Regions from separate parts of the Homo sapiens genome. Here region 2 is linked to region 1. A link is an interaction called in ENCODE POLR2A ChIA-PET data of the cell type or tissue named here. Cell type or tissue: OCI-LY7. All regions are shown on one strand.

What was found. Peaks named below come from ENCODE experiments on the same cell type or tissue, not always from the same donor. Only the 100,000 strongest peaks of a DNase experiment are listed, where the experiment ranks them.
Region 2: POLR2A ChIA-PET joins it to region 1 with 12 read pairs; 25 of 35 experiments call an interaction of 5 or more read pairs at or near these places.

The regions. Positions count from the first base shown.
Region 1 is chr4:77,160,007-77,162,506 of GRCh38, reverse strand. It overlaps CCNG2 (cyclin G2), which reads right to left. Exons shown (of 8, transcript NM_004354.3): 4 at 1,536-1,786; 5 at 949-1,027; 6 at 760-858. Among named protein-coding and RNA genes, the nearest start is that of CCNG2, 4.0 kb to the right of the region's middle. In OCI-LY7, no CTCF peak of the experiment used is centred here; no DNase peak of the experiment used is centred here; H3K4me3 peaks cover 146 bases.
Region 2 is chr4:77,071,213-77,073,712 of GRCh38, reverse strand. All of the region lies in intron 1 of CCNI (cyclin I), which reads left to right. Among named protein-coding and RNA genes, the nearest start is that of CCNI, 3.5 kb to the left of the region's middle. RefSeq lists an enhancer at 1,158-1,227. In OCI-LY7, no CTCF peak of the experiment used is centred here; a DNase peak (open chromatin) is centred at 1,152; H3K4me3 peaks cover 2,388 bases.

The sequences.
Region 1 (2,500 bases):
GGAGGTTGACGCAGGAGAATCACTTGAACCCGAGAGGCTGAGGTTGCGGTGAGCCAAGATCATGCCACTGCACTCTAGCTTGGGCAACAGAGCAAGACTGTCTCAAAAAAAAAAAAAAAAAAAAAAAAAATCCCAAAGTACTCTCTATATTCACTATTACCTGGCACCAAGACACAATAACAAATGACAGAACACACCACTTCATGTTAAGTTCCTCATTTCCCCAACTAGACTGAGAGTTTAAGAAAAAGTATTGTGCTTTTGTTTTATATCTCTTTGTGATGGTAAGACTTACTTTTACTTAGCTGGCCTAAAGGATTTGAAAAGACATTCGGGTTTAAAACATCAACATTGCTGGTGTTAATTGATGCTGCTGCTAATGGGATGACAGTTCAGTCCTACAGGTGTGATGGGATCCCATCCTATCCCATTAGTGTTTGTTCTGAGTCTACTACCTAGTATGCATTTCAGAACAATGCATATGTGGCAATGTAACAGCTGTACTATCATATGGCATGATTACTACAGAAGGGGCACCTATATGCAGAAAGAAGCTGAGCTAAGTGACCAGGTTCCCTTCCGGATTAATACTGTCTGGGTCAAAGCTGCATTTTGAGAACTTTAACACTAGAGATATAAGAAAAAAAACAAGTGTAAAAGTTAAGAGTCCCATAAAGTATTACTTAATGTTTAAGTCACCACAGAAAAAAATAAACATCAGGAAAAAAATTTGCCTTAAAGAATAATGACTGTAATTACCTTGGAATGTTTTTTAACTAGCAAGAGAATTTCCAGTAATTCAACAGATTTCAAAGTTTCCACTTCCAAATTGAGAAGGCACAAGGCTAATACAGATGGCTGTAAGAAAAAAGAAAAAAAAGAAAAATATTTTTTAAAAATTCAAAATACAAACTGTGAGATATATACATAAGCAAGGAATCGACTTACTTTTGCTTTTGAAAAGATGAGTCGGCAGTTGCAAGCTTTCAGCTGAGCTTCTAGTTTATCAAGGCTCAGTATTTCTTTCCTATACAATGCAAAGAACAAAGATTTATTAAACTTCCAAAGATTTAAATGATTTTAAATGATTTTAAATATTTGCCAGGGCCAGACGCGGTGTCTCACGCCTGTAATCCCACCACTTTGGAAGGCAGAAGCAGGTGGATCACCTAAGGTCAGGAGTTCGAGACCAGCCTGACCAACATGGAAAAACCCTGTCTCTACTAAAAATATAAAATTAGCCAGGTGTGGTGGCGCACGCCTGTAATCCCAGCTACTTGGGAGGCTGACGCAGGAGAATCGCTTGAACCCGGGAAGTGGAGGTTGCAGTGAGCCGAGATCACGCCATTGCACTCCAGCCTGGGCAACAAGAGCGAAATTCCTTCTCCAAAAAAAAAAAAAAAAAAAGATTTACCAATAAAGTCAAAGTTGAAAGTTTGAAGAAGGTAAAAATATAAATTTCATTGCCATTCCAATTATTTACTGTTAGCTATAGCAATGTTCAAAGTACAAAATGTATCTTTAATCCCACTGACCTTTCTGAAGTATGACAAAGTATAATAGTATGGTATAAGTGCAAAAAGTTTAAGGCAGTAGTAGCTTCCAATTCATAGTGCAATTTTTCTGAAATTATTTTTTCCATCCGTTTTATGTCAGAAGCAGTACATTTACACTGACTAATCCGGATCACATCATGAGTGGATGGAATATTGCAGTCTTCTTCAACTATTCTAGCAGCCAGCAAAAAAGAACAGACTCCAATGCAAGACAAATGTTTAGGTTTCACCTGAGAAAAAAACAAGAGGCTTCTTTTAACAACTGTCACTTTGACTTAGCAGATACTTAGAATATTGTAATGATGCTCCTATTCTTAAGACAGAACACAATCAAGTTGTTTCTCTTATATGTACTGGCTCTTTACCCACAATTATACACATTTTCACATTTTAGACGTTCTCGACCTCCCCCCCCCCCCAAAAAAAAAGGCAGCAGGGAACAGTGGCTCATGCCTGTAATCCCAGGACTTTGGGAGGCTGAGGTGGGAGGACTGCTTGAGGCCAGGAGTTTGAGAACACTCTGGCCAACATAGCAAGACTATTCTGGCCAACACAGCAAGCCTCCATCTCTATTTAAAAAAAAAAAAAAAAGTTTTTTGAACCTTTAAATTATGTAAATTCAAATGCAGGTACAAAAATTTCCATGCAGGTTCAAAAGCTAGATTCCTAGCACTAAAGTATAATTTGTATTTCAGACTTATGAAATTCATAATATAATCTCTCCCAAAATAAATTAAGCTTTTTAACACCAAAAAAAAATGTACTGGGATATTAAAATATTTTATACTTATCTTTTTACATAAAAATCTTTAAGAGTCATTCCATATTTCAATGTAATTTTGCCCAAGAGAAATATCACGAGTTGTGCAGAGTGGGACATATGTAAAAGCTGCCATGGACAGATGGCGGCCCTTTTCTTTTCAGTGCCCTGAGAACTGACCCAG
Region 2 (2,500 bases), 89 kb after region 1:
GAGTCTTACAGACTGATGGCTACTTTAGGAAGGGAAGTATGAGCTAGAGGACATTTCAAGTTGAAACAGCAGTGCTTGTACAGCCAGGGAGATTGGGAAAGAGCATACACTTGGAATTGCAAATACCTTTAATTCATTGTTTCTAGTGCATAAAGTCAAGGAGGGAATAGTAGAACTTCAGTTTCTTGTATGGCCACGTTAATCCCTCCTTTCAGAAGAGGAACTAAGATTCAGAAGTCAGCACTAGTACAGGATTATTAATGGAATTGGTGTGATGATGATAGCAAATACAATAATACATATTAGTGAAGTTGTTTATATTGTATACCCAGCACTGTGCAGCACTTTTCCTCAGAGGAGCAGGGGGCCCTGTATGTATATCTGTAATAGTTATGCTGTACAGTAAGCCTTTTATAAACTATTACCTCAGACATTAAGCTATTTGATAACCGTGGAGAAAGGAGAAGCGGCAGCAATTGAGAGGATGGGAGGAGAAATGTGAAACTGGCATAAAGTTTGATGTGTGTGGAATATGCCAACTAAAATAGTCTTTTGTTATTTCTTGCTTTTCTAAAAAAGCATGCAAAGTTGGATGTAACCAACAATAGGCATACAGTAACAAAACATAACTATATAGTTCTGTTAAAACTAAAATTGTATTTTAAATGTTTGCATTTTCTTAGCGGAATTTATTAATTCAACTCAAAATGTGCTTTACCCGTAGAAAATAGGCTTGTGCACTGTCAGTAAAAGAAAAGCCAAGCCCATGCTTTCTGTATCATAGTATGTCTTACTAGTCTTGTCTTTTGTTCTTTTATGTGGAACATACATTATGACCCTATACTGCTAAATATTTCACAAGAATAGTAATATTCTCTTACAGAATCACAGCAAAATTTTCAATTTTGGTAAATTTAGCATTTGATACATTGACTTGTGTAATCTACCGTCCCAATTATCTCATTTGACCCAATAATGACCTTTACACCATTTGTCTCCTTCCAGTACAGGATCTAGTTGAGGGTCAGGTATTGCAGTTTCGTTTCTTTTCTTTTTTTTTTTTTTTTTTTTTTTAAGAGATTGGGTCTCACTTTGTTACCCAGGCTGGAGTGAGGTGCTGTAATCATAGCTGACTGCAGCCTCAAGCTCCTGGGCTTACGTAATCCTCCCACCTGAGTCTCCTGAGTAGCTGAGACTACAGGCAGGTGTGTGACATCATGCCTGGCTAGTTTAAATTTTTTTTTTTTTTTTTTTTTTTTTGGTGGAGACAGGGATCTCGCTCTGTTGTCCAGGCTGGTCTCAAACTCCTGGCCTCAAGTGCTCCTCTCCTGCCTCACAAAGTTCTGGGATCACAAGCAGGTGCCACCATGCCCTGCCTTCTGTCCTGTTTTTAAAAGTTTAAGGAAATTTTACCTCGTTTTACTTTTTCTTTGTTAGCTTTCTCTAGAGTGAGCAAAGAGTGATTCTTTTTTTTACTATTGATAATGTATTGCGTTGATTTCTGAATCTTAAAACAAGCTTGCATTCCTGGAACAAATCCCACTTGGTTATGGTATATAATCCTTTTTTTAATATTGCTGGATTCAGTTTGCTAGTATTTTGTTGAGAAATTTTGCATTTATATTCAGAAGAAATACTAATCTGTAGTTTTCTAGTGATGTCTGTCTGGTTTTGGTAGCAGGGTAATAACTGGCTTCAACGAATAAGTTGGGAAGAATTTGTAAAGATTGCTATTAGTTTTTCTGAAAATGGTTGGTAGAATTAACCAGTGAAGCCATCTGGGCATGGATTTTTCTTTGGCAGTGCTTTAAAAAAATTAACTGTTTAAATCTTTGGTTTTACAAATACTCAGCTTTTTTCTTTCTTTCTTTTTTTCTGTTTTTGTTTTTTTGGAATCATCTCACCAGTGCAGCTTTTTACTTCCTAAGTTTTGGTATTTTGTATTTCTGGGAACTGGACCATTTCATCTAAAATTGCCAATTTAGTTGCACACAGTTGTTCATAAATTCCTTTATAATTCTTTTTATTTCTGTAAGGTAGGTAGTGTCTTCTTTTTAGTCTTGATTTTAGTAATTTGTCCTCTGTATTTTCGTGGTCAGTCTAGCTGGCTAAAGGTTTGTCCATTTTGATCTTTTCAAACAATCAGCTTCTGGTTTCATTGACTTTTCACTGCTGTTTTTGTATTCTCTACTTCATTAATTTCCATTCTAATATTTAGTATTTCCTTGCTTCTGTCTTGCTTTAGGAACAGTTTACTCTTCTTTTTCCATTACCTTAAGGTGGAAGATTAGGCTCTTGATTTGAGATATCCTTTTTTAGTAGAGGCATTTTCAGGTATTAATTTATTTCTAAGCACTGCTTTAATTGTATCTGGTAAGTTTTGGTATATCTTCATTTTCACTCATCTCAAAGTATTATCTAATTTCCCCTGTGACTCTTCTTTGACCAGATACCTTTGTTTTAAAAAAAGTTATTACAATATAAATATTTGAAAGTCATA